3 separate regions of the Mus musculus genome follow, and all the other regions are linked to region 2. The links are chromatin loops, found by intact Hi-C in ENCODE. Cell type or tissue: heart. All regions are shown on one strand. Links, peaks and the distances in the headings refer to the core of each region. The heading gives the core; the rest is flanking DNA.

Region 1 (10,018 bases), core at 1,082-9,081, 49 kb before region 2:
GATTTTAGGCATCCGACCTCTGGATGGACAAGAGAAGGTAAAGACTGATAAGCCAGTTATAAAACCGTTCCTATGTGAAAACAAAACCAATGATGACCTGAGTCTGATCCCCAGACCAACACCATGCACAGAGAAAACGAACTCTCACAGTTGTCCTTTGACCCCCCCCAATTCGCCCCATGCAATCAATCAATCAATCAATCAATACATGAAACAAAATAATAATAATAATAATGCTCTTTTTTTAAAAAAAGAACTTGCTTTTCTCACTTAGACCCAAGTTTTTGGCAGAAGCTTACAAAATAACAACCAATGGGCAGGAGAGATGGCTCAGCTGTTAAGAGGTCACTTTCCAGCAACCACATGGTGGCTCACAGCCATCTATAATGGGAGTTGATGTTCTCTTCTGGCACGCAGGTGTACATGCAGACAGAGCACTCGTCTACATAACATTAGGAAATACTCTTTAAAACAAAATAACGGGCTGGTGAGATGGCTCAGTGGGTAAGAGCACCCGACTGCTCTTCCGAAGGTCAGGAGTTCAAATCCCAGCAACCACATGGTGGCTCACAACCATCCGTAAGGAGATCTGACTCTCTCTTCTGGAGTGTCTGAAGACAGCTACAGTGTACTTACATATAATAAATAAATAAATCTTTAAAAAAAATAAAAATAAAAAAAAAAAAAAAAAACAAAATAACATGGGAAAGGTGCAGTTTCCTGGATTACCAGCGAGTTGTCCCCGTGGGCACCGCTCTGCGCAATGCTTCTCACTTACCCGAGCACAGGCCTCTTGTAAGCTCTTTACCAATCATCCAGGGCTCTTTGCCTTGCTCCAATAAAGAGATCACCTGAGGCTTGGGAATGTGAAGTCCTGCTTACAAGAAAAGACATGGAACATAGTTACGCTGTGGGAAACGGATGCCATCCCTCGGTCACCAAGCAAGAGATGTCAAGACAGGAACAGCCAGAGACGAGGAGGAAGCTTTAGCCACAGCCCACCGGAGCCGCCTGTCTCTCAGGCTTCTGTTTCCGCCCAGCTGAAACCAGGTATTTGCAAACAAGGAGCAGGAGTTCAGGTGGCAAGCTTGAAAGGCAGCTGAGAAATTCCTTGAGGAAGAAGCAGACACTGCAGAGATGGCTGCGCTGCTGATACAGGTGTCCTTACCCACTGAGAGCAGGTTGCTATAGTTCTCCAGCATCACATCTTTGTACAAGTCTCTCTGCGCGGGGCCCAGACACTCCCACTCCTCCTGCGAGAAGTCCAGAGACACGTCACTGAACACCACCGGTTTCTGAAACAATAAACACACCCAGGTTAGAACACAGAGAGCACTTCCAAAATGTTGGTGCTTGCGTTGTCCGGCTGAGCAAAAGAGCCACTCCATGATGTCACCAGACCCGGGACCTCTGGGTTGCCTGTTCATCCAGAAACAGGACACAAAGCCAGGCATGATGCTGCACGACTATAAGCCAGCCCCAGGGAGGACGAGGCAAGAGGACTGATTTGGAGTTGAGCTGTCTTGTCTGCCCAGGTTGCACAGTGAGTTCCAGGCCAGCCTTAGCTATAGAGTGTGATCAAGTCTCAAAGAACAGGCCTGGGGAGTTAGCTCACTCATAAAGAATGCGCATAATGCCCTGGTTTCAAACACCAAAACAATCCTTCATTTCTTACTAATTCAAGTTCTTTTTCTGGTGGCCAAACGTTTTGATTTTTGACTGTACAACCTCAACAGCTTATACACACAGTTCAAACTTCTTAGAATCTTCCACTGCCTGGCTTGGATTTTTAAAAGAAGATTCAAACCCTTGTACAGAACTTGGCATGGTGGCTTATACCAGTGACCCAGTACTAGGGAAGTGAAGCAGGAGACTCTAGAGAAGTGGTTCTAGATAACCAAGTAGTTCTGGATAATCAATTATCCCGCAGAGCAGATATTTACATTATGATTCATTACAGTAGCAAAGTTACATTCATGAAGGGCCAACAAAGTAATCTTATGGGTGGGGTCACCCCAACATGAGGAACTGCATTAAAGGGCTGCAGCATTAGGAAGGTTGCGAGCCACTGATTTAAAGCACGGAGTCAGCCTGGGTTACAGCGAGAGACCCTGCCTCAGAGCTAAACACAACCAACTACACAAAAAACTCAAAATGGGGGCTGAGTGCTTGCTCAGTGGTTAAGAGTGCTTCCTGCTGCTGCACAGGACCTGGGTCTGGATCCCAGCCTCCACACGGTAGCTCGCAACCTTCAGTATGTTCCAGTGACTCTAACACCCTCTCTTGGCCTCCACGGCATGTATGTGGTACTGCGCATACATGCATACATGCAGAAGTATAGTGACTCACACATGTAATTGCAGCTCAGAAGAATTAGAAGTATAAGGTCATGCTCAGCTACTTGCAGAGTCTGAGACCAGCCTGTCTCAAAAATCAAAAGAAAGCCAACAACAACCAAACCACACAACTGCCACGCATAGTTTTTCACTCCAAATATATGAAATGGTTAATGCTGTAAGATCCCACCCTTGAAAATGTCATGAAAAGGAAATTGATCAAACAGAGGTTATCCTTGTGTAGCAAAAATTTTAATTGGCTCTGTTTTCCAAGTTCTTTGAAATAACCATGTTATAGAAAGAAACAAAAACTGTAAGTTGTCTAATTCCTAAATTAACATGTGACCATTAAACAGAAGGAAGTCAGGGAGAACACAGGCCATGTGTCTATGTTGGAGTTTTCCATCATTTCCATGAATGGACAATTGGAAGAACCGGGTCACTTGATAAGTCTGTGTTAAGACATGGAGACAGCTACATAGTTTAAAGCTGTTGTTAAGTTTTGCTGGGACAGTGTCTCAGCTACTAACTTATCCTGACCTCCGCCATTCTGTTTCTCCAAGTGGTTCTTGCTAGCTGCTTCTATCTGTCCTGGGGGCCTTCTGATTCCATCTTTGTCTGCTGGCAACATTGCCAGCCTGGAAGTCCCACCCCCTTAATTCCTGCCAACTGCTCTTTATTATGCAAAAAGTCACATTCCTTATTCTACTAGCAGGCTGGGGAAAGTCGCCTTACTTTTAAAGGGAGGCATGGAAGTGACATTTACATGTCCTACTAGCCAGTTGTCACCAGCTCCAAATAATTGAAAAACAAGAACACACTTTTTTATAGCCAGAAAATACAGTATTTGTGGGTCATCCCAACAGAAACCCCAGTGTACCTTATTTTTGGCGTGGTCCACCGCCATTCCTCTTTTCTCCACTGGGTACCTCTGGAGGAGTGGAGCTGGGGGAAAAAATGAGTCATGAAGTCCTAAGTCTTTTAATAAAAGGCCACCCTGGATCCATACCTGTCACCCAGGGAGAAGTCTAGGTTCTCATGATAATGTCTAGAGTCAGAGAAGGAATGTAGCCTATGTTGTCCAATACTGGAATCTGTTCTTATCTCACTGGGGGTCTCTTAGGACAGAAAATTGGAGTCACTTGGGCAGTCAGAGGCACACCAAATCTACAAACCCACAGCTGCTGTCAGTCACCCACCATGGAACCACATATATCCTCACAAGCACACCCTACCCAAATGACAGCACAACAATGTATGGTTGGATAGTCACAGTCACACATCCATCCTGAGGATGAAATCACAACCACATTTATAGAACCCTTAAATACAACACCACATAAAACCACAGTGCTACAAACGGGCACAACAGGAGACTCACGGCGGAGTCACACAACAGTTATAATCACTTCCAGTTGCCCTCATGAAATTTTACACAATCAATACACAATACACATTCAACAGAACATAACAGCCCCTAAGACACACATACTGTCAGCTTGACAATTACATGCCATCTTCCAATTGTAGTGAGAATTCTGGAATTTTGGTTTCATTAAAAACCACAGGAATAATAAAAAAAAATTGAAAAAAAAACCCACAGAAATATTCTGAGAGTATGTCTCTGCTTTAATTCCAGGTGCGTGTGGGGTGCGTGTGGGAATATGGGGCTACCTCAAAGCAGCTCATTTACCTGTGCTCTAGCATAGGTATGGGTTTGCCAGTGGCAGATAGTTTCTGCAACTGTGTGGCATTTGAAATTTTGAGGACTTTTCAGAGGATACATAAATGCTAGGGTCCAGACAAGCAGGATTGGATTGGTGGTTGTTCAGGGAGTATGGTAAGGTTTGTTAGCAGTCATGATCAAAGAAGAAACAAATTAGAGTCAAGGATCTCTCTCTCTTTTTCTCTCTCTCCCCCATCTATTTTTCTTTCGCTCCTATCTAGCAGGAGGGTGGTGTTGTGTGTGTGTGTGTGGGGGGGGGGGGGGGGTATAAAGGGTCGGTGAATAAAGGAACCCACAAAGTAACAAAGATCAGCTACATCCAACCATGCTCATGGTATCACATAAAGTTACATAATCACACTCAAACATCCTCACAGTCACAGGTACCCAATACACATAGTATACAAACATACAGACAGTCCCCCTCTGATTAACACTCTTGGAAGCATAATTACTGGCTATCTGATATATCCCTCATACACAGGTGCTATACCGTTACACACAATAGGTCCAAACACATTGGGACACAATCACACACACTGCCACAAAGTTATTAATCACATATAATAAAGAAAACGTGCATACGTACACACACAGCTCTGCGCATGTTCACAGGTCATTGACACACCCACCAAAGAATCCTAAAAATCACAGCCACGCACTCACTGCGTCCTAGAGTCACTTAAGGTCACACTTAAACAGAGCCAAAGCCTCACTGCTGCTCATCCTGCTAGACCAGCTCCCACTGACCTGACATCTCAGATACTGACTGGTATTTCCCTTCAGACCCCAGGGCCGCAGCTTTGGAGCCTTAACAAGGGCCTATAGGCCGCTCGCCGTACACTTTCCCGTCCCCGGACGACGAGGGTCCCGCAGGCAAAAGAAGGGGCTGCCTAGCACTCGCGAACGCTTCTGGGAAATGTAGTCCGCGATTGGAACTGGCGGGGAAGATGGCATCCATTCTCGGATTTCCCGCCAGAGCACGGCCTGAGGCAGGCCGAGGAGCTCGTTCCGCATTTTCAATTTTGTGCGTGAAATTCCTAGACAGATATACAAACTCGGACAGAAACTCTTACAATGCATTGAGCCCCTTCCATGATAGGGGGCCAATCTCAGAGAATCACTGTATGTTTTTGGAGTAGGTTTGCACCGGAAGTTGTGTAGAGTCGCGTGTATTTCTGGGAAATGTAGTCTAAAAAAGGAACTGCGTGGCACTGGTCTCCTGGAACAAAGTTGTTGAAATGATTTCTGAGATACCACACCCTGAGTCTGGACATTTCTGGGCCTTGTAACTCACTGTAGGAATTTTCAGGATGACGACAGATTCTCCGTTTTACCCTTTTCTGTTGGCGAGGCTCAGCATAGGATTTATATGATCCATTTAGGTGGCATATAAAAAAAAAGAATGAATATTAGTTATTAAAATCTATCAGATTTAGGAAGAATTGTAAACGAGTGGTTGTTCCCGAATAGGTATAGGGTTCTGTTATAACGTAGTGAAAAAAATTCTCTTCGAATTTTTATTTATTTTGAGTCTGGGTCTCACTCTAGGCGGACTTGCAAGTCACTATGCAGACTTGGTTTGCACTAAACTCACGTAGATCAGTCTGTCTCTGTCTCACAAATGCTTGGACCAAAGGCAAGCTTCATCATACACTGGGTACACCGTTTTACTTTGGTGTTTATGGGACTCATTTCTATATAAATATTTCCTTTCTTAGCTGCACAATATTCTATTTTATGAGTTATGTGTATGAGTTTGTATATCTAGTCACACGTTTGTGGTTGTTACAGTAATCTCTAAATTAGTTGATTTTAATAAAGGAAATAGAAGCGTTTGTTTACAATTCTTCTCGCTCTCTCTCTGTCTTTTGAGACAGAGTGTAGCCCTTGGCTGTCCTGGAACTCACTCTGTGGACCAGGCTGGCCTCGAACTCAGAAATCTCTGCCTGCCTCTACCTCCCTAGTGCTGGGATTAAAGGAGTGTGCCACCATCGCTGGCTTGTTTTTCCTGTATTTGCCTGTAAAGGTCAGAAAGGGATGTTACATCACCTAGGGTTACAGACAGATTTGTGAGCTGGGAACAGAACTCCGGTCCTAGGCAGAGCAGTATAAGCAAGCATTGTTTGTTTGTTTGGTTTGGTTTTTTGAGACAGGGTTTCTCTTTATAGCCCTGGGTGTCCTAGAACTCACTTTGTAGACCAGGCTGGCCTCGAACTCAGAAATCCACCTGTCTCTGCCTCCCGAGTGTTGGGATTAAAGGCGTGCACCAGCACGCCCGGCCCTATTTCAGCTTGTAATGTCAGTCTTTTGAGCTTAATTAGATATTTAGAGGGTGAGCCATGGTATTAAATTAAGGCTTCATTTACACACTAAGGAGATTGCTATCCATTAATTATATTTTAATTTTACGTGCTTTTAATCACATGTTGGTGCCATCACGCCTAGCATTAAACTATTCTTTTTCTTACAGCTGCCTACTAGTTTACTTGAGGTGGTTAGAGTGGAGAATAACGGAAACGGATGGGCTTCACCCATGCATTCTTCTCTGTCCTTCCGACACCCTGACGTGAAGGGAGCTTCACGGCGGTATCTTCCAAGGGATTTATCCCAGATTCTACTTTATCTCCCAATGTGGTTTGTCTTGTTAAAGATTTTGACACTCTTCCAGTTGCTTCTGATACTGGTCTGATGCTCTTGGAGTTGCTGGTTTTTTTCTACCTTTTTCATGAATGGTTTTTTTTTTTTTTTTTACAAAGTGGATTGTACCACTTTGATTTGTCCCCTCATTTCCACATGGTTTCTCCCACAAGCCCTCTCAATTTTTTTTTTTTCTCCTCTGAATCCCCTGCACCGCATGGTTTCTTCCACAGAGAGCAGGTTATTCAGAGTGGCAACTAGGTTTCTCAGTGTTACAGAACTCATGACCCCGTGTCCAGAAGAACCTCCTCTTATCGGATGATGCTCGGACGTGGGCCACAGTGCTTGGGTCTACGTTCTTTATCTCATTCCGTGTAATCTGGCTGGATAGCTATTCCTCTGCTGTACGGAATGCGTAAATTTGAAAGATGGCGGCCTACGCGGCATCTCTGGGCACGACTATGTTAATCGATCCTCCTAAGGAATTGTGTACAAAGGATCTTGAAGCTATGTAAGCACGCTGTGGGTTATTGGAGTCCTCTGGCATCGGAGGTAATGCTGAGCATGCGCAGTACTAATAGCCCAGGGCCTTTTTTTTTTTAAGACCGGAAGTGACCTTGGTGCTTGAAGGTGGTTCCCTCCCCCTCCCCCTCCCCCGTGCTGCTTCCATTGAGTCTTAAGGGCAAGAAGTCATCCGAGATGATTCCGGTTGGTTTCAACTAGAATTCTGTGGAGTCAGTAGTGTGTGCCTATGTTGGGAGTTAGTGACCGGGTGCTGTCTGCTGTGTTGATGGTTGTCAGTGGCAAGGATTTCTCCGATCAATAACGGAACTCTGAGTTTTGGAGGAGGGAGGTCGGCCGGGTGATGTGTGATTGTGATGACAAGTGAGTGATGTTAGGGAATGTGATGAGTGGCTGAGGGTCTCGTGGGGTTTTTGATAAGTTTGCTTTCTAACCCCAAAGTTTAGCTTATTAATTTTTAGCCTTGGTTAATGTAATACTTTACATTCTTATGTATTTATATGTAGATTTTTTATTGTCTTTTAAATATAAATGGCTTTCTTTTTTAATTCGTTTTCTGTGATCCAGGAGTCATTTGGAAATGCATTTTCTGTTTCAGATAATATCTCTGGGTAGTGGTCTAGCTGAAAAATGTTTTATGGTCGATACCATAATCACTTTTCATAAATGCCACATTGCATAAAAATAATCGTTCCTCAATTGTGTTGTGTGTGTATGCTTATGTATATACATATATCGCAATATGTTGTGATATATATTAATATATTTAATCCCAGCACTTGGGAGGCAGAGGCAGGCAGATTTCTGAGTTCGAGGCCAACCTGGTCTACAGAGTGAGTTCCAGGCAGCCAGGGCTACATAGAGAAACCCTGCCTCGAAAAGCAAAAAAAAAAACAAACAAACAAACAAACAAAAAAACCACACACACACACACACACACACATATATGTATGTATGGATATATATATATATATATATATATATATATATATACACACACACATATACATACACAAATACACATATATATTGTGTGACCATCATATGACCTTACAGTTTTGCCTTTGTTTTGTTTTGTTTTTTGGAGCCCTGGCTGTCCTGGAACTCACTCTGTAGACCAGGTTGGTCTCAAACTCACAGAGATCCACCCTCCTATACCTCCAGATTTCTGGGATTAAAGGCCTGTATCACCACACCAGCAGACATTACAGATTTGGTTTTTAAATTTATTTATTTTATGTATATGAGTACACTGTAGCTGTCTTCAGACACACCAGAAGAGGGTATCAGATCCCATTACAGATGGCTGTGAGCCACCATGTGGTTGCTGGGAATTGAACTCAGAACCTCTGGAAGAACAGTCAGTGCTCTTAACTGCTGAGCCATATCTCCAGCCCCCTTAGAGATTTTTTTTTTTTTTTTTTTTGTCTGCTTAGTTGTGGAGGGATATTGCTCACAATGGAAATGTAATTTGTCCATCTCTCTTTGGTCCATTTCTGGTTTATATGTTTGAAGTTATATTGTTATCAACACTTATGTGTATTTTTACAAAATATATTTATTTTTTGAAGAGTCTATATGTATACAATGTATTTTGGTCTCACCAACCCTTACTACATCCCTCCAGTTATTTTTAATAATAGGTATGACTAAGTAGTTCAAGGAATATTGTAGCAATTAGAGTGTCCACCATAAGTTTGTAAAAGAGTTTAGTTTCACAAATATCTTTCCATTTTGCAAGTTTTCTTTCTTTTGTCCGGTTCTTACCCCTTGGCTTTTTAAAAGCATTGCTATGTTTCTTATATGGTAGTAGGCGCTTTACCCTCTAACATGTCTCCCCGGACCCAGATTTTCTTAAATTTTCTATTCTCTCAGCACTGTTTCTTGAGGCTAGTCCCTGGTACAACAATTTCAGCATAATAATGGAGACTAATTAGCATAAATTCTTAGATCTCTAGACTTGCTGGAGCAGAAGTCATGGGAGTGAGGCTGAGAATTTTTAACTATATTTTGACAATACCTCTAGATAATTTGAGTGCATACCTGCTCAAGTTTGAGAACGACTGCTCTGTGAGGTAACTGGCATGTGTTTCAGTGGTGAATGTCTAATGACTAAGGATTTGACATTTCTGGGTATCTTGGTATCTCTGAGCGGCTCCTTACAAGATCTTCTTCCACAGCACTTCTTCCTCACAGCTCTGACTGAACTCATAGAGGACCGCTAAGCTTCTGGTTGCTGAGAGGACAGGGTCTAGACCCAGCGTGATCATGCCAACTGACTGGACTTCAACCCTGGAAGCTACACCACTGGCCCCAGAGGATCTTGGGAGCTCATGTGAGGTCAGGGGGGCGGGGTCTTGGGGGTGAGACTTCCTCCAAGGAGTAGATGTCCCTAATTTGTCCCAGGAGTCTCAGAGGAGAAGCAGATAGGCCACCCGAACAACTGAACCCCTAAACCTGCCCCTCAGGGAACCAATCTTGATCTATTTATCGAAAAATCAAGAAACACCTGAGCAATGTCATCCACTCCAAAGGCAATGAGGGTGGACCATCATGAGAGACTGTTGTTTGGCATCCTACCGTGTTTATCTGTTGTCTGTGGATAAAATTTTTGGTAGAAATTACTTCCAGATAGGGTTTCTGAAGGAATGGCGCCATTTCTTTTCAGAGCGCCACACTGAACGCAGATAGTCTATTGATTCGGTTCTTGACATTTCTGCTTCTCAGTTAGTCTCCAATTTTCATTTTTCCTCCACAATTTTTACTGCTTTCCTTTTTGGGAAACATTGTCAAC
Region 2 (10,018 bases), core at 730-8,729:
CACCACTTGTTAGAAGATGACAGTTCAGGATGTTCCTTGCCCTGCCCATCCTCTGGGAAAGGTTTGCTTATAGAGATGATGTAATGCTAGCCTTTGAGGGTTTTGCAGCTTTGGAAAGGCACTGTAGAGACAAGCCAAGCAGCAGAAGACTCTCAGACCAGCTGAGCTACAAATAAGACTGGGACCAGACTAGCTGCCTGGAAGCAGAAACCAGCTGAGCTGCCTAGAAGAGGTCTAAGAACAGAGTCACTTGGAAAAGCCACTCTCCAACACGGGCTGCCTACAGGCAGTGAGCTCCCAGTTCCCAGCTTTGGTGAGCTGTCATCCAGGGTGGGCTTTGGTGATGCGGCTGTCTTGAGTCATTTCTGCTCCTGTAAATAACTCCAATAAAACTCATTGGTTCACCAAGTTGGACTTTCCTGGTATTCGTACATTGGTTGTGGGCTCCTACTGGGGGTGAGTAGATGTGTGTGTGTCCCATTTCCCCAGGAAAGTGTTTGTCTACACACACACACACACACACACACACACACACACACACACACACACCTGTATATCTAAAGGGCTTAAAATAAATTATATTAGCAACAATTTAAACATTCTAAACCTGGGAAGTGATAAAACTTAAAAAGCAAGTTCCAGCTATCTGGTCTTTAGAGGAAATATACTTTAATTATAAAAAGAAAAGTAAGGTAATGCTAGACTTAAATAAGATCAATTCCACACCCTTCCTTGGAGATTTTTATAAGCAGTTTATGGTTGCTTGTTCTTATAAGCAACCCCAGTGAAACCCACCAGCTCACCAACAAGTAAGTAACAAAAATAAGATCAACTTGTTACACAGAAACCCTGACTGTATGTCAAATATCAAAAATTCAAACTTAAAAAATCAAGAGAACTAATGGAAAAGGCAGTCTGCAGTTAGAAATTGTGGGCCAACAAGATGGCTCGTCAGTTAAAGGAATTCCCAACATGATCTGTATTCCCAGGACCCACGTAGAAAAAAAGCAGGAACCAAGTCCTGAGGCTGCCCTGACTTCCACGTGTACCGCATGGCAGGCCCACACCCGTGTCTGCCCCTCCCACCCCACCACATACATAAATAGCTACTTTAAAAAGGGAATTGTACGCCCGGTGTGGTGGCGCACGCCTTTAATCCCAGCACTTGGGAGGCAGAGGCAGGTGGATTTCTGAGTTTGAGGCCAGCCTGGTCTACAGAGTGAGTTCCAGGACAGCCAGGGCTACAGAGAGAAACCCTGTCTCGAAAAACAAAAAAAAATAAATAAATAAATAAAATAATAAAAAAAGGGAATTGTAACATCTTTCAGTAAGTAGAAGCATCAGTTGAGAAAACACAATCAGTAGCAATAGAGAGGATTTATATACCATTTATATAACATCAAGTATTTGACATAACTGATACAGGCACAGAATACCTACTCCCCGGAGTGGGAGGGCCTGAGGGGGCAGGGCTACCAGCATTAAGGCAATGAGCCAACAGGGAAGTCACGGCTAAACTTTTAACTGTTTATGAACCATTTAGTGTTAGCACAGGGCAATTTGGGATAAAGTGCCAGCGCCCCCGCTGTTGAGTTTCCTCCAGGGAACCTCACCGTGAGAGTAAATCAACCCTGAGGGGGGAAATCCTCTCATTGCCAAGAGAACACTGAACCAAAGCTTCCCACCATCTTCTAGACTGAGCACAAAGGCGAGGAAGATGGAGCTCAGGCTGGGGTGGGAAGAACTGAGACCCGCGTCAAAGCACGGATTAATGTCCTCAAGGTTTTACCCTTTGAGAAGAATGTAAGAAAGGAGGGGCCTGGGCTAGGGATGCAGGTGTGCATGGGACGTGACGGCTGAGGGCTTCAACTCCCTTGGAAGACTGCAAAGCGTTCTGTGTGTACTAAATCTGGTATGGTGAGGACAGCTTCCCCCTATGTGGCTTACCGGGATCACCTTTGAAGAAAAAGAGATACATTTAATAAATAAATTTTTAAAAAAATCAGTAAATGTCTAGAAGATTTAAACAACACAACCAGTCTACCTGACCCCAACGGCATCTGTTCTTCCTAACAGCAGAAGAATACAGTCTTCCTCATTGCCCAGGGAACATTTACTACGACGCCCCAGACTGTAGGTCAGGAGATAAATCTTGGTAAATTTAAAAGGATTCAAGTCACACGAAGAAGTGAGAAAGAACAGATCTATTAGAAATACTTGAAAATGGAAGAAGGCATCTCACGGGTTAAAGGCAATTAGAGACAAAAGCCAAGTGGATACTGGTTGTGAGTGACAGATGGCTCAGGAAAGGAAACGGCTGATACATAACGACTTTCGAGCTGTGCGTCTAATTTCTCATTTTAAAATTCCACTCAATAGCTAAAAAAACCAAAAAACCAAAAACCAACAACAACAAAAAACAGACCATAGGCCTATCCTCTCTCAGCTCTTAAGAGGCAGAGACAATAGGACCAAGAGTTCAAGGATCCTCACCTGGGCGACTCAAGACCCTGTCTAAAACCAAAACAGAACAGAATGAAGTCTGCAGTGGCAGAGGATCCCAGTTTCGTTCCCCTGCGCCCACATCTGGCAGCTCGCACCTGCCTGTAATGGAAGCTCTAGTGCCCTCTTATGGACTCCCCAGGTACCTGCATACAACATGGAGCAAATTCACTCAAATGCACACAAATAGAAGACTTCATTTACTAAATAAACAAAAACAAAACAAAACTGAAGGTTGAAGTAAGAATTTGACTAGTTGGCGCTATAAAGCAAGATGGTACTGAAAATATAAAAATTAAAAAAGCTAAGACCCTCGGTGGTTGTGGCGCATGCCTTTAATGTCAGCACTCAGGGGGCAGAAGCAGGGGAATTTCTGAGTTCAAGGCCAGCCAGGTCCACAGAGTGAGTTCTAGGACAGCCAAGGCTGCAAAGAGAAACCCTGTCTCAAAAAGAAAACCAAACCAAACCAAAACCAAAACAAAAAACTGAAACAAAAGCTAAATTCTCCCAAAAGTTACATAAATAGTACAAGAATGCTCTTTCTTTTAATTTGAGCATCAAATCCATTCTTTATAAATGTATCCAGTATTGGAAAACATCTATTACAAATTACACATTTTCATTACTCTCAAAATATAAACATCAAATGCCATTGAGTTAATGCATGCCTTTAACCCAGAACTTGGAAGGAAGAGGACGATGGGTCTTTATGATTTCAAGGCCAGTGTGTACTACATAAAGAGGTTCAAACCAGGCAGAGACCTGCCTCAAAAATAAGTAAATAGGAATAAATAAATTGCCTTGTTCCTCCATTATAAGAGAAGACTTGGGTAGGAGACAGTCACAAAAACAACAATAAAGTAAAACAAAGATCGTTTTCTGACATGATAAAGGCTGTTGAGGAGACAAATATCTGCTTACCTCAAACTTCCCTTCTAGATGGACAATGGCCATTTTTCCTCTTCTGTGTTGTACTTTGAGAATAAAAAAGTTAAATGAGATGCTATGTTGTTCTTGCCATATACTCTGAATTAGAGACAACCTCTTCCTCCGTCCCCACAGAGGGGTTAAGTCTTTACATTCTGGGAGTAATTGGGGAGAGACAAAGTCACAAGCAACTCAGGATCCTTTGGTAGATTCATGGTGGGGACCCCCCATGAATTCCAACAAAATTTCACCGTTGTACCCTACCACATCAGGGAAGGATCACAGGTAGAAACAAGAAAATTTCCACAGTCACATTGCTAGTGTCACAATTTACACTGTCAGAGCTACACCGTTGGAGCACTAACTCGTATATAGGACCCAAGCATGTACAATAACCAAACATTCTGTCAGGGACAAATACTGTCAGCGACATTCTTTTACAAGGGTGAACTTCTACTTTCTTTACAATCATGAGTACAGCACACAGCATCCTACAGTCACACACATACACACACGTACACACATAAACACACACGCATACATTCATACACACGCACTCACACAGTCACCCAAATGGGAGAACACTATAAAAGTCACAGGCGACGGAAACAAGCAATCGTAATCTCAGTGACACTATCACACATGTCTTCCGAGGCAAGCCAGTTATGCACAGGATACCAGGTACATCAACAACCTCAGAGTGACATAAACATCTAAATACCTCGCTATAACAGCACCGTTTCTCCACCATACACGTGGGCCGACACCATCAGTCCCAGAAACATCTCTAGTGAGATAAGCAACAATCACACACACCCTTGTGTGTCACAACTCATTCACACACAGCACGCCAACCACAAACCAAGGGTCGCAACAGGCTCCAAAAGCACAGGCTTGTGGCGTATACACGGGAGACACCGCCACCTAATGCCACAGACACGTCCTCCAGACGTTCCTCAGCACGCTCACCTCCGAGGGAAGCTCAGGGTCCCGCCTCCTGCGCCGGGCTCCACTACAGGCAGCCTGCTCTATGGGATGCTTAGGAGATCCTCCAGACACAACCCTCTCGTGACGCAAGTACCCCGAACTCTCGCCAGGAAACGGAAACGGCGTTCTGCTCCCGGTGGCTCTGGGAAATGTAGTCCAATGGCTGGGGCCAATGCCTGCCCCCCCCTCCCTCCCCTCCACCTTCTCTCTCACCCCTCCCTCTTTCCCTTCCACCTCTCCCCTCCCTTCCCCCTCTCTCCTTCCAAACCGCTCCTCTTTCCTCCCTCTCTCCCCCCAATCGCAATATTTGTGAGGTGATTTATACCTGTGGTAATGAGATTTTATACCACATGTGGGGTTGCTCAACAGAGATTCAGCCACTGTAGTTTGTTTGTGAAGGGTCACTACATATTTCTGGAATAATTGACTAGTTGCTCATGATGATCTGTGTTATCTTTCACCTGTATCCACTTCCAAACGACTTTCAAAGAACCCTTAAGTTTCCACTTCATTGGTTTGAAGGAGAATGGCCCCCACAGGCTCATATATTTGGATGTTGGTTCTCAGTTAGGAGATGTGGCCTTGTTGCAGGGGTGTACCTCTGTAGGTGGGCTTTGAGGGTTCAAGCCCAAGTGAGGCCTTAGAATCAGATGTGAGTTCTCACCTACTTGCTCTAGGGCAGAGCCTGCCTGATGCCATATTTCCTACCATGTTGACCACAGACTCACCCTCTGAAACTGTCTGCAAGCCTCTAATTAAAAGTGTTTTTTTCTTTTTTTCAGCCAGGCAGGGCTGACACACTCCTTTGATCCTAACACTTGGGAGGCAGAGGCCAGCAGATCTCTAAATTCAAGGCCAGTCTGGTCTACAGAGCAAGTTCTAGGAGAGCCAGGGCAATACAGAGAAACTCTGTCTTGAAAAAACAAAAGTATTTTTTCCTCCCAGAGGCAGAGTTAGGTGAATCTCTGAATTTGAGGCCAGTCTGGTCTATAGAACAAAGTCTAGGATACTCAGGGTTACACAGAAAGACTCTGTCTCTCTCATTCATATATATATATATATTTTTTTTTCCAGTAAGCTTGTATTTTTCAAAACCAACTTAAGTGTGCTTAAATGCTTTAACCTCCCTTCTAGCCTACCACCCACCAGAGGCAGTGGAAAGGAAAGGTTAATAGGGCAGAGGAGGATGTGGGCTGTTTAGAAATAGTTCTTTGGGGCAATCCCAGTCTTTGTTGTCAGGATAGCAGCAGGCAGTTCAATTCACAGGAATCAGCAGTGGTAGCTCGACTCACTTGTAAGCAATATTCACGAATCAGCCATAGCAGTGGCTTGCGTCCATCCAGAAGAAACCTCAAGGCTCTTCCAAATTGGCCAGAGTCCACAGAAGCAGCAAGAAGCCACTGGAATGCCACCGGAAGTTCTTTGGTGTGTTTCTCTCTACGAAATCACAACAAACGGTGACTAGCAAAGAATAGCAAGATGACCCACTGTCACCCAACACCTATGTCTGTTGGGTTATACTTATACCCTTTTCAAACATCACATGTTCTCTCAAGCATCTGCTAACAAAACATCACATGCCTTCTTTCCAAGTAGCTTCCAGAAAAACACCACGTGTCTGTTCTCAGCAAAACAACTTCCCACATGTCTGCTTCAGCACAACCATAAGACAGTTTCCAGAAAACTATCCATGTCACAAAGAGACCAGAACTTTCCACTTCATTTTCCTGTGTTGCCTTAGTCATGGGGTCTTCTCACAGCAATAGGAGAGTATCTAAGACAAATGCAGTGCCTACCTCGGGAAGGAACTGCTACAGGAATGGAGGCCAAAGGGAAGCTCAGCTTTACCTAGAATGTGGAGCAAGTTTTCTACAAGAAGAAGAAATCTACACATTATCTTGGTAATGAAAAATAAATAGTGAAGACACATTCAAAGTGGGCATTAAGAAGACTGTGTATAATGGCAAAATTTTCAGGATTTGACAAAATAAGAATTTGGCACACAGGTGAATATGGAAGAAATTGACTCTAATGCCAGGAAAGGAATGACAAGGATGAGAACAAGCAGGGAAAGAGGGAGGAGTCCTTCTTCCATGTCCTTAATGTAGGTTTCCAGGTGTGGCCCTAATTAGAGGCAGATCTTTCCACCCCAAAAGATCTGGATTAAAGGTGGGTCTTCCTACCTCAAAGGTCCAGATAAGAAGTAGACCCCCCTCATCAAATGATTTAATTAAGAAAAAAATCCCTCACAGGTGTGCTCGTTTTGGAGTTTTATTTAACTTGAGATGCAGTCAAGTTGTCAACTAAAATATCCATAATAGATGCTTGTAAAACAAATAAAACAATAACTATATTTAGAGACAATATTCAAGGCTTGTCACAATATAACATAATCACATTTTGTTCAAGAGACAGACAAACAAAACCTACCAAAGTCATATCATCCAAAAATTAATGCTCCAAGCTTGCCATCAACCATGATTGATATTACAGATAATAATAGACTTTTTGTTTTTAATTTTTTAAAATTTTGTTTAAGATGGGGTACGTTACATAGCTCAGTATATCCTGGAACTCACTTTGTAGACCAGATAAAGTCAAGTTGATAGCCAAAGATGGCCACTACAAGTTCATATCATATCTCCTTACATCATGCTTAATTTCAAAATAAAAAATAAGCAGGTTATAATTATGTCGAATAAAGCTATACCTTATACAATTGCAAATGCATTATAAATTTAAGATAGGTGGCAGTGTGTCTTGGACATTCTTTTAGTATCTCAAACTTAAGTATGATAACCATTGATAATTTCTTAATTGATGCTATATCACACGATAAAGAAATTAGAGAAAGAAAACAAATATCTTAACAAAATTTGACAGAAACATGTCAATCATAGTCTATTTTCTGTAACTGGTCATGCACCCTTATAACTACCTTTCTCTACTCCCCATTCTGTATTTCCTTCACACTTGGCAAAAACACAGCAGGTCTTTGTATTTTCATAGAGAAGTGGTGCATATCTTTATTCATGATGGGTCCACACCCTTTGTCGTCCTGTCTGGATTAGGCTGTTGTAGTTTCCTATTGACTTTAATCACAGGACATGGTAGCACCAAGAGGTGCCCTAAAGGATCTCCAGACATAATCCTTCTTACCTCCATTGTGGAGAAGCAATCCAATTTCTCCATGGTAATCTGGATCAATTACCCCTCTGAACAGTTATTCCTATCAAAAATGATTGGTTTAGGGGCTGGAGAGATGGCTCAGTGGTTAAGAGCACGGGCTGCTCTTCTGAAGGTCATGAGTTCAAATCCCAGCAACCACATGGTGGCTCACAACCATCCGTAATGAGATCTGACGCCCTCTTCTGGTGCATCTGAAGACAGCTACAGTGTACTTATAATAATAAATAAATCTTTAAAAAAAAAAAAAGATTGGTTTAAGGGCATTAGAAACCCAAAGTGGGCAGGGGGTAGTCTGAGATTCTAGTTCAATAGAATAGTTGTTGCTCCTGGCAGGAGCACTCTCCACTCTGGAACCAAAACTTCTAGACCAGCAGAATTTAAGGTTACAGGAACAGGAAGTAAGCATTTTCCTTGTGAGTCACTAGGGGTGGTAATGAATGGAACTATTTCCACCTGTTGATTCCTGGACTTTTGGATCATGGCTATGGAAGAAACTGAGAAATTTATTGGATACTGATTCAAGGCATATACCACCTCCAGGGTGCTGCACATAATTGTCACTGTAACGGTGTCTTCAAAAGGCCATTCCATCTTTCTATCAGGCCAGCTGCTTCAGGATGGTGGGGAACATGGTAAGACCAGTGGATTTCATGGTAGTGGGCCCACTGTCGTACTTCTCTAGTTCTGAAGTGAGTTCCTTCCTCAGAAGCAATATTGTGTGGAATACCATGAAGTTGGGTAAGGCATTCTGCAAGTCTACAGATGGTGGTTTTGGGAGAAGCACTAGGTACAGGGAAAGTGAATCCATAACCAGAACAAGTATCTAGTCCATGTTGGCTCCTCTGGAAAGCTGTGGCGTGATGGCCATGGAGCTGCCCAGAACAACATATATCCACTGTCATCCCAGAGCTGAATGGGAAGCTCACTGGCATGGCCTTTCGTGTTCCTACCCTCATGTGTCCATTGTGGATCTGATGTGCCGCCTGGAGAAACCTGCCAAGTATGATGACATCAAGAAGGTGGTGAAGCAGGCATCTGAGGGCTCACTGAAGGGCATTCTGGGCCACACCGAGGACTAGGTTGTCTCCTGTGACTTCAACAGCAACTCCCACTCTTGCACCTTTGAGGCTGGGGCTGGCATTGCTCTCAATGACAACTTTGTGAAGCTCATTTCCTGGTATGACAATGAATACGGCTACAGCAACAGGGTGGTGGACCTCATGGCCTACACGGCCTACAAGGAGTAAGAAACCCTGGATCACCCATCCCAGCAAGGACACTGAGAGCAAGAAAGAGGCCTTTGGTTGCTGAGGAGTCCCTGTCTCAACTCGGCCCCCAACACTGAGCATCTCCCTCACAATTTCCACCCCAGACCCCCATAATAACAGGAGGGGCCTAGGGAGCCCTCCCTACTCTCTTTGAATACCATCAATAAAGTTCGCTGCACCCACCTTAAAAAAACAAAAGTATCTAGTCCAGTAAAGACAAAGTGTCCTTTCCAAGGAGGAAGTGTTCCAATGTAGTCACTCTGTTACCAGGTCATTGGCTGGTCACCTCAGGGAATAGTACCATATCTGGAACTCAGTGTTGGTCTCCGCTGTTGGCAGATCTGGCACTCAACAACCGTTGTAGCCAGGTCAGCCTTGGTGAGTGGAAGTCCATGTTCTTGAGCCAAAGCATCTCCGCTACCATGGCCACTTTATTCATGTGCCCATTGGGGAATGACAGGAATGGTTGGGGAAAGAGGCTGACTATTCATAGAATGGGTCATCTTATCTACTTGATTATTGAACTCCTTGGCTGAAGTCACCTCTTTTTTTTTTTTAAGATTTATTTATTTATTACATGTAAGTACACTGTAGCTGTCTTCAAACATGCCAAAAGAGGGCATCAGATCTCATTACAGATGGTTGTGAGCCACCATGTGGTTGCTGGGATTTGAACTCAGGACTTCTGGAAGAGCAGTCAGTGCTCTTAATGACTGAGCCATGTCTCCAGCCCCTGAAGTCACCTCTTGACGATCATTTATATGACACACAAACATCTTCGACACAAACATTTCCCATCTTTTGAACATTTAGAGAGATATATCCACGTACTTCCTCCCCAGATGTCTTTCTCACCAATTTTCCAATTACGTTTTTTTTTCAAGTCCTTGACCATCCAGCCAATCCGTTGACTATCGTCCATGAATCAGTGAGCAAACCCAATTCTGGTCATTTCTCCTTCTAAACAAAATGTGTGACCACCAGAAGCTCTGCCCACTGTGAAGATTTCCCTTCAGTAGTCTTTCAGGGTTGTCCCAGAAAAGGGTTGTAATGCTGCAGCTGTCCACTTCTGTGTGTCGTATGCGTAATGTACAGAACCATCAGTAAACCAGGCCCTAGTCATCTCTTCTTTAGTCAACAGAGCA
Region 3 (10,018 bases), core at 708-8,707, 95 kb before region 2:
ATGAGAATGGCCCACTGTACACAGTGGCACAGCTCTGGAAATTGTGCATAGACTGGACAGAACCAACTGTTTTTGTGTACAGAAATGGAAACTTCATTTCTAATTTTGCTTCTGCCTCCAGGGGACAGGGCAGAGTTCTTAAAGATCTGGAGCTAAGCTATGATTCAGTTGCACTCCAGGTTTCTTTATGTGAAACACCCCAAACAACACAACAACAACAACACCACAATACCACCACCACTACCACCACCACCACCACCACAACAAGCCATATTTTTCCATTCTTTTTTTTATTATTATTATTTTTATTTATTACGTATTTTCCTCAATTACATTTCCAATGCTATCACAAAAGTCCCCCATACCCACCCGCCCACTTCCCTACCCACCCATTCCCATTTTTTTGGCCCTGGCGTTCCCCTGTACTGGGACATAAAAAGTTTGTGTGTCCAATGGGCCTCTTTTTCCAGTGATGGCCGACTAGGCCATCTTTTGATACCATTCTTTTTTTTTTTTAAAGATTTATTTTTGTGTCTGTGTGTCTGTGTAGACATGAGTGCAGGTACCTGTGGAGGCCAGAAGGGGGCGTCAGAAATCCCCTAGAGCTGGAGTACTGGCAGTGTTGAGCTGTCTTACATGGGGACTCAAAACCTCTGCAAGAGCAATCCCTCTCACCCTCACCCTCTTGCTCGTCTGTATATGATCATCAAAAAAAATATGCACAGGGTTGGCTGCAGGCTGCTCAGTGGCAGGAGTGCTTGCCTCCAATGCCAAAGGCCCTGAGTTTCATTACCAGTGCTGCATTTGTTGTTGTTGTTGTTTCTTGTTTTCAAGACAGGATTTCTCTGTGTAGCCCTGGCTGACCTGGAACTCACTTTGTAGACCAGGCTGGCCTCAAACTGAGAAATCCACCTGCCTCTGCCTCCCAAGTGCTGGGATTAAAGGCACACACCACCACTGTCCGGCTGGCGCTGCATTTTTTTAAAAAAGGCTTAAGTCCCAAATTCACAATTAATTTGTCCCCTAACAAATGATGTACTCAGCCTCTCCACATGCAGAGTCAACCAACCTTGATGAAAATGTTGCAGGCAGCTGGGCATGGTGTGCGGCAGGAGAATTTCAAGTTTAAGAAGCCTAAAGCTGTCAGAGCGGGGATGAAACAGATTGAAAGCCGGGAGAATAGAAGCAGAGAGCCAAGTTAAGAGACTATAGCCACACTGCACATGGGAGATGACAGTTCAAAATGGGAAGGAAGCTGTGTGGTCAGTGGAACGTAGTCCCGTTCTAGCTCTGTTTGCAGGTAGAATGGACCCAGCTCCTCATGGAACTGTAGCACGTGCAATGGAGATAAGCATGTCTGTAAGAGCTCCTTAGTTCCCTGGTTTGCTGCCCCGTTTCAGCCTCAACCCATTCAGTTTATTCTCAATTGCGAGAGAGAGAGAGAGAGAGAGAGAGAGAGAGAGAGAGAGAGAGAGAGACCCTACTCAAGTGAGCACAGATCACATCACCTCCCATTCCCGAATTTCATTCAGCTGGAAGACGTTTGCATTTGAGATAACTACTCTGCAACCACAGGAACAACTCAGTCGGCAGTTAGATATGAAAGTCAAGTTCAGGGATGAGAGCTAGCTGGGTGGAGTGGTGTACACCTTTAGTGCCATCAGTCATGAGGCAGAAACAAGTGCTACACAGGAAGACCCTGATTCCAATGGAGGTAAAAAGGATTTAGATGCACAAAGCGTATTTTAAGTCATGAGACAAGATGAGATTACTAAAGCAGCCAATGTAGGTAAAAGAGGAAGCCCCCCCCCCCCGAACTAAATCTGTGGTTCCCCATGTTCTTAAAATTTGTTCATGCATGATGATTTTTGCAAAGTATCTAGAATTAAGCTGACCTTTATCTTAAATAAGGGGGAATAGCATGCCAAGATGAGGGCATAGTATGTGTAAGACCACCCATCACAAATGCATATAGGGCTGGGGAGGTGGATCATACTTAAGAGGGTTGCTATGCTCTTGCAGAGAATCCAAATTCAGTTTCCAGCATTCAGGTCAGGTGGCTCACAAGTGCCTGTAACTCCAGCAACAGAGGACCTGACTCCCTCTTCTGGCCTGTGTGGGCAGCAGCACACAGGTGGCACACACTCACACAGATAAGCACACATATGCTTAAAAAAAAATCTTTTGAGGGGCTGATGAGATGGCTTAGTGAGTAAGAGCACCTACTGCTCTTCCAAAGGTCCTGAGTTCAAATCCCAGCAACCACATGGTGATTCACAACCCTCTGTAATGAGATCTGATGCCCTCTTCTGGGGTGTCTGAAGACAGCTACAGTGTACTTACATATAGTAAATAAATAAATGAAAAAAAATCTTTTGAAAAAAGACAAAAATTGGGCTGGAGAGATGGCTCAGTGGTTAAGAGCACTGACTGCTCTTCCGGAGGTCCTGAGTTCAAATCCCAGCAACCACATGGTGGCTCACAATCATCTTTAATGAGATCGGATGCCCTCTTCTGGAGTGTCTGAAAACAGCTACAATGTACTTACATAAAATAAATATATAAATCTTTTTTAAAAAAAAAAAGACAAAAATTTACAATTTAAGGTAGTGAGCTGACAGAATGACTTTCACACAGAGCGAAAGAAATTAATATAAAATCAAGCGAGACAGCCAGGGATGGGACTCCCATGCTGGATAGGCCAAATCATTTCAGCAGCAGGGAAGTTAATGTCAGCTCACTTTGAAAGGTGGGAAGGGAATTAAAGGAGAGAGAATATACCAGCTCACCTGGTGCACGGCTTTAAGAAGTCCGACAGCCACTCTTCCTCTCAGCTCCTCCTAAGAAATGGCGATCTGGGCTAGCTGAGATGGGAAAAGAACACGGCAAACTTGGCATTCCTCTCAGCATCCACATTACCTACCATCTGATGTTCCTTCCTCCTGTTGCAACCTTCCCTTCAGTAAACAGAGTTGGTAGAGACATAGGAATTGGTTTGCATACGATATAATCCATGCTCAAGTCATTTTCAATTTATTCCTTGGGCAGCAACTTTACAGAGCTTACAGAAAAGACACTGGGTGACAGTTTCAGGAAACTCACATACTCAAAGTCTCAAAGACGACATTGCCAGCCACTGTCACACACATGGATGTACATGATGTCAGATGTTCACTCTCTCCTACACGTCTCAGACGCTCTGGTGCCACAGGCTGCCATCACTAACAACGGACTTACATTCTAGTCACAAGGAGGCTCCCCGATGATGCACAAGGGGGAAAGGGAAGGTACCAGGCATAGATTCAGTCGCACATTGGGTGACAGGCTCGCAGAACTGTAACAACCATTTCCTACTTCCAGGGACGCACAGAAGGCCTGGCGACCAGATTCCAGGTGGACACTCCCCAGCCACTTCCCTGTCTCGCTTCTTCCCTGAAGGCTCTGGAATGTTCTCCACTCCAGCTGCCACAAGTTGGAGAATCTAGCCTCTGAGTAGGAGGGGGACGGGGGGGGGGGGGGGGGGGGAAGCTCCTCTGTTGCCTGGGCTCCCAGAGGACATTGGGAAATGTAGTCTGGATAGAAGGGACTATAGCACCTTGGAGTTCAGTGGGACGGACAAGCCTCAGTCCTAATGTCTCTTCTCACCGCCAAACCACGTGTATACAGACACAAATGCAAGCAGAACACCCATGCACATAAAGTAAACTGAAAATATTTTAATTATTTTTACTTTTTATGTGTATGAGTATTTTTGCCTATATCTTTGGGGCATCAGTTCCCAGAGTGCTCTTAATTGCTGAGCCTTTTCTTTTCTCTTTCTTTTTCTTTCTTCCTTCCTTTCTTTCCAAGATTTATTTATTTTATGTATATGAGTACACTGTCACTGTTTTCAGACACACCAGAAGAGAGCATCGGATTCCATTACAGATGGTTGTGAGACACCATGTGGTTGCTGGGAATTGAACTCAGGACCTCTGGAAGAGCAGAGGGTGCTCCTCTTAACCACTGAGCCATCCCTCCAGCTCCTTGCTAAGCCTTTTCTCTAGTCCCTTCACAGATCTTTTTGTGGGATGGAACCCAGGTTGTCAAGCATGCCAGGCAAGCACTCTGCCACTCAGCCATGCCCTCCGTATTGTCTTCATCTGACTCTGTACTTCATTCAAACACATAGTATTTTTCTTCAGGAAAAATTTCAAGATTTTGAGAATAATACCTAACTCTCTGAGTGTGTATGTATGTACACAATTCTTGGAGTGTAACAGTGGAAAACATGATTTGCTGGGTTAGGCAAACATTTCTGGAGTCATGTGTGCTTGATTGTGTTCACAGTATATATGATATTTGTGATGTTTAAATGTGCTGTGGTAGATTTGTGGAGAGTGTCAGATTGAGTCGGACAAACGTTGAAGGGTTAGAATCATGGATATGTGTTTGTGTATGGAATTCTCTGTGGTGTCTGATTAGGAACCAACACTGTATGGGAGAAGCTATCTGTGGTGCTGGGATAGACAGAAAATAAAAGTTAGGATGGGGGTGGGCCTGTCAAACAGAAGCTGGGCGATTTATCTGAGCTTGAGGCCAGTTTGGGCTACATGTCAAGCGATGGCAAATTCAAGAAGTTTATTTGACAGCAACAATATTATGAAAGGAAAAGAGAAACAAACTATTGCTTAGAGTTCTATATTCTGTGTGAAATAAAATAATGTTGCTTAAATACTATGATAAAGGAACTATGTACACTATACTATCTATCTAAAGCAGGGGCTGAGAGACAGATTAGGCATCAAGAGTACTTGTTGCTCTTGAAGAGGACCCATGTTTCATTCCCAGAACTCTCAGGGAGTGGTTCACAAGCACAGGCCACTCCAGTTTCGGGGAATCGGATGCCCCCTTCTGGTCTCTCTGTGTATTGCATGCATGAACTGCAGACAAAATACTCAAAACACGTCAAGTAGAAATAAATAAACCTTTAAAACAAACAAACAAACAACAACAACAACAAAAAACCCTTGTTCACTAAAGAGTATTATCAGGACAATAAAAGGACAAATTACTCCTACAGCAAGGGTGGAAAGTATTTGTAAAAACGTATATCTAATAACGTCCCCCTCCCCAGTGGTGATTGTTTTGTTTTGATGGAGAGAGAACGGCTAACTGGTACAAGGGTCTAGTTGACTAGTAAATGGCTCCGTTTCCTTAGGATCTAGTTAGTATGTAGACATTGCTCAGCAATGGTGTTTACAATCCTACGTTAACAGTCCAGTAACACTGTCGGTCAGAACAAGGAGTCTACGAAGTATAGACAAAAGCATGTTTCTGACAAAATTGGAAGATAGCAATGAAACGCTGCAAGAGAACACCCAGCCATGATTACAAAAGTGGTTGCAAATTCACACAGTTTTAAATGTCACTGAACTTCAAGGTCTCTTAACTCTATAAACTCCACACCCTGACCCCATAGTCTAGTTCTCACACACACGTATTCACGTAACTCCTCCTTCTGCCTGCTACCAAGAGTTTGTGACTCCGGAGGACCATCCCCATCATAAAGAGGTAGACAATCTCGGGAGAGAGCCCTGATCCAAGGGAACTAAACAAACTCAGCCGTGCTCTCTTCCTGGCTCAGACTCCCTAACCCTGAAAGTCTCATAGCCGAGGGCCAGTTTTTCATTTGGGTGAGCACAGGTCTCGGGCCGCGAAGGGCTCTGGGAAATGTAGTTCAAAGCAAGAACGCAAGGGATCCTTTCGGATTCTTCTCAGTTGCAAGTTGCACCCCCAGGCTGTGAATGCCAGGCCGCGGGGTAGCCGCTGCTACAAAACCCGCCCAGGCTCAAGCCGGTCCCCCTGCCGCAGCGCCGCGCCCTTACCCGAGCCTTGGCCACTCTCCTGACTCGCACGCCGAAGGCCAGACCCGCCCGGCGAGCCGCGCGGCCCTCTGGGAAGTGCTACCCTGCGCCTAGCGGACCCAGGTTTGTGGGTCTTCTTTCCCAGCCTAGCAGCACCAGGCCGTAGCCCGGAGGCTGTGAGCCTTGGGCGGCGTCGGGTTGGGGGATCGAGACCCGTGGCCCGGCTCAGCGTTGAGTCCCGGAAGCCGTGAGCTGGAGGCCAGGACTCTTTGTGCTGGGTGGAAGCCAGGGCCCTGTAGAGCGGTCGCGGGTGTGGGTAGAGGACGGGATGCCTGCGGTTTGCAGCAGCCGTGATGTGACTATAATTTGCTCGTTATCCTTTATGTGCCTTTACGAACGTGGGTGCACATGTGATGGCTGAGATAATGAATGAATGCATTAATGAAAAACTCTGTGGGTGGAAGTTAGGCGGGTAGGATTGTGTGGAGATGTGTGAAGACCGCGTTTGAACGAGTGCTACCTTTAGCCGTTTATAATAATTGAAAATATTTTTATATGAAGCATCAGTATCTCCAGGACTTGACTATTTTCCTGTATTGACAAACTGTCTTGTGTACATGACAGGCGAAATTCATTTGCCTTGCAGCCCAACTCCATTTCCCAAATAGCAAGATACAGAAAAGCCCAAAGACTAAAAATTATTTATTTCTCCTAGTCAGTCATGCAGCTCCTGACAAATTGACTTCTTTACACTCGTGAGCATGAACGCGTACATTTATGTGCTCATATAAAGAGCATGGCCTCTTAAAAGAGCAGTAACGGGCTGGAGAAATGGCTCAGTGGTTAAGAGCACCGGCTGCTCTTCCAGAGGTCCTGAGTTCAATTCCCAGCAACCACATGGTGGCTCATAACCATCTCTAATAGGATCTGATGCCCTCTTCTGGTGTGTCTGAAGATGGCTACAGTGTACTCACATAAAATAAACAAATCTAAAAAAAAGAAAAAAAAAGAGCAGTAACATCATATATACAGTTCTGTAACTTACGGCTCTTATTTAACCATTGATGTTGTTAACATATTGACATCAACAATTACACATTTCAAGTGTATACCATTTAAACACACACACACAACACACACACACACATATATATATCCTGATTAATTTCTGTTTTCAACCTCTTGAAGTTATAAACCAAGTTCATGCAGAACTGTTTGGCAATGCTGTAATGTACCCCATTTCCTCCCTCATACCTCCTCTTGTTTCCTCCCTCTCTTCGGGTGGCTTTTAGAAGTGGAGTTGATATGTTAACAAGCATATCCTTATTAAAATCTTCCAAAATCTAAATAATTATACCCAATGTAAAGTTCTAACATCCTACAATATTACTGAAATAATCAATGCATCAGTATTTCAGTAATATTGGAATAGAGATATACCCTGGATAGCAATGAATACTGTAAGTAACAGAATCTTTACCTTCATAGTTATAAAATAAAATTTAGGTTGCAATGAGAGACCAAACCTTTTGGGTTCAGACTCCGTCTCCTCTTAGAGAACCTGACCTAAGGTGGAACTTAAAGTTAGCTAACAGGCCAATAGCTAGCATCAGTTTCCAGGCTACACCCCAACAAGACCTGTGCCTACCAGTTTCCAGGTTACCCCCCAACAAAACCTGCTTCTGGCACCAGATCTGCACCTCCAGGTTACAAGCCTGACCCTGACACTTCCCTTCCTAACAACCAACATAAGGAGGAAAGCAGGAGTTAAGTTTATGGTTTGGCTTAAATTTATATTAAAGGCCATAATGAATCCCCAATCAGGTGTGCACCAGGCTAGATACCTTCTTCTTGCCTCTATAAATGCTTGCCTGAAACTGAACTCAGGGCACCGTGTTTCTGCTGTGTCAGGGTTGGCAGGGAGCCCATGAGACCCTAATGTGACTGCATTGGATGGGGCTCCTTGGTGGTCTTTTTGGGGTTCATGAAGGTTTCATGGCACAACAGCAGTACTCGTTAGCAAGATCAATCATTTAAGTAAAGATCTCTTTTGTGATTTGTTTCCTAAGGTGGTGCTCTGTTTTCAGCTCTCATTTTCAGAGTTCTTCCTGCGCTGAGGAGCCTTTTATAAACTCAATATTTATTGAATGTTGGACATATATCAGTCAATTGTTGGTGTGTGGGATATAGCAGCGAACAAAAGAAGCAGTGACCCCCCCCCCTCTCATGATGCTTACATTGCCGAGGACCAGATAATAAACAAAGTAAGTAAATATGAACCATATCAGATGCTGAAAAATACTTAGAAAAAAAAAAGTCAAAATAGGAGGCTATTTAGAATTAGAGATGGGAAGTAGAGTCTAGATGGAGGGCCAGGGAGGACAGAAAAGGAGCGGTAGATGACAGGAGGAACACAGCGAGGTTCAAGTACAACGGAGAAAGGGTTATTCCATACAGGGAACATGCAGTTGTCAAGGTTTTGATGTTTTCATGCTTGCTCTGATGAACACACTGGCAGTGGCTGAAACAGCCAAGGAGGGGGAAGGCCAGGGGTGGCTGGGTGGGGGGAGAGCAGAGGAAGTTGGGCTTCGTAGACCGCAGTACCTTGAGTGAGATGGGAGGTATTTTGAGCATGTGGATAATAATCTATCTGCTCAATGGCAGCTTTTGCTGCTCTGGTGACAGCTGGAAAAGGAGTGAAGAAGGGTCAGGGGTGGGGTGAGGGAGGGGGCAGAAAGACCAATTAGGAAGTTTTTTTTTGTTTTTTTGTTTTTGTAAGATTTATTTATTATATAAGTACACTGTAGCTGTCTTCAGACACACCAGAAGAGGGCATCTGATCTCTTTATGGGTGGTTGTGAGCCACCATGTGGTTGCTGGGATTTGAACTCAGGACCTTGGAAAGAGCAGTCAGTGTTTTAATCGCTGAGCCATCTCTCCAGCCCCAGGAAGATCTTAGAATAGTCCAGGGGAAATATGTTGGAGATCAGGACCAGCAGTAGTAACAGGCAGTACACTCAATACAGCATAAAACAGAGCTGTGGCGGTAGGTGGCTGCAAGAGCAGAGCCACCATGTGACTGTAACAAGATGGCACAGTGTTTATTCATAGACTGCAAATGTAAGTTAAGAATTCAATTCTTTTTTTTTTGGTTGCTTTGTTTGTTATTTGAGACAGGTTTTCCCTGTGTAGCTCTTGCTGTCCGGGAACTTGCTTTGTAGACCAGGCTGGACATGAACTCAGAGATCTGCCTGCCTCTGCCTCCCAAGTGCTGGGATTAAAGGCATGCACCACCACTGTCTGGCTAAGAACTCAGTTCTTGAGAATGGAGGGGGATCTTACTTGAGGAGAAAATGAGATTCTGGTTTGGGATATAGTATGTGCAGTGTGATACATTCGTTCAAATTGAAATGTCACATTGGCAGTTGTATATACAAGTGTGATGTGCAGGAGACCTGGGATGGGGAATTACCATTACAAATGATCCTGAAAACAGAAGAGTGAATGAGAACACCTAAGACAGAAAAGGTAGAGGTGAAAGACCCACTGGGGGTCACTCTAACATGACATCTGACAGGTAGTGGAGAATCAGTAAAAATGATTGACAGAGACTAGCTAGAACAGTCAGAGGGAACTAGGTCAATGTGTTACCCTCAACACGAGGAACAAGTCTATTTTAATGAAAACAGTGTCAATATCCAGAGAGGGTTCTGAAGACTGAGAAAGATGATGCACTGAATTTAGTAACATAAAATTCACTGGTGTCTCAGGAAGCAAGTTCTGTGGATTATGGAGCCAAGGAGAAGAACAGAAGAAAACCTGAAGAGATCAAATTTAGACAGCTCTTAATAAATCCACCCCCACCCAATACATACACACCAAAAGGGTAAATATGATCAAAATATACTGGATGAAATTCTCAGAGAACTCAGCAGAAATGAGGGAGATAAATGTATGTCCTTACGTAGTCAGAGTACATAGGATCAGAGGGCAGAGTATGCCTTAGCTTGGGAGATGATCATGCTGGTAGGAGAGGAGGGGAAGGAGGAGGGGGGAGAAGAGGAGGAGGAAGAGAAATTAATGGGGCAAGGCACAGGTAGCAGAGTGGCTGTGCTGGTGGGAGCTTATAAACTCTCATGGTGACTAGACTGCAGGAGGCCCAGCCTGTCTCA

The links. A loop is a pair of places that touch in the nucleus more often than their neighbours do. Peaks named below come from ENCODE experiments on the same cell type or tissue, not always from the same donor. Only the 100,000 strongest peaks of a DNase experiment are listed, where the experiment ranks them.
Region 1: a loop joins it to region 2, with 3 times the contacts of the local background. A loop is called at or near these places in 17 of 42 quality-filtered maps.
Region 3: a loop joins it to region 2, with 2.4 times the contacts of the local background. A loop is called at or near these places in 7 of 42 quality-filtered maps.

The regions. Positions count from the first base shown.
Region 1 is chr7:29,903,446-29,913,463 of GRCm38, reverse strand. It overlaps Zfp27 (zinc finger protein 27), which reads left to right and starts at 7,360. Exons shown (of 5, transcript NM_001037707.1): 1 at 7,360-7,410; 2 at 9,405-9,564. Zfp383 (zinc finger protein 383) reads right to left here and starts at 4,947. Exons shown (of 5, transcript NM_001243908.1): 1 at 4,813-4,947; 2 at 3,217-3,281; 3 at 1,169-1,295; 4 at 779-874. The coding sequence starts at 4,819. It overlaps Mir7668 (microRNA 7668), which reads right to left and starts at 6,955; the gene lies at 6,897-6,955. In heart, for the core only: a CTCF peak has its summit at 6,984; DNase peaks (open chromatin) are centred at 4,913 and 7,243; H3K4me3 peaks cover 4,077 bases; H3K27ac peaks cover 3,824 bases.
Region 2 is chr7:29,854,474-29,864,491 of GRCm38, reverse strand. Zfp420 (zinc finger protein 420) reads right to left here and starts at 4,513. Exons shown (of 4, transcript NM_172740.2): 1 at 4,399-4,513; 2 at 3,424-3,476. In heart, for the core only: CTCF peaks have their summits at 2,637 (motif pointing left) and 4,382; a DNase peak (open chromatin) is centred at 4,491; H3K4me3 peaks cover 1,330 bases; H3K27ac peaks cover 618 bases.
Region 3 is chr7:29,949,806-29,959,823 of GRCm38, reverse strand. Zfp74 (zinc finger protein 74) reads left to right here and starts at 5,759. Exons shown (of 6, transcript NM_178384.4): 1 at 5,759-5,969; 2 at 7,934-8,110. It overlaps C230062I16Rik (a long non-coding RNA gene), which reads right to left and starts at 7,771. Exons shown (of 4, transcript XR_003946630.1): 1 at 5,868-7,771; 2 at 2,790-2,864. In heart, for the core only: CTCF peaks have their summits at 4,907 (motif pointing left) and 5,791; a DNase peak (open chromatin) is centred at 5,823; H3K4me3 peaks cover 2,468 bases; H3K27ac peaks cover 2,028 bases.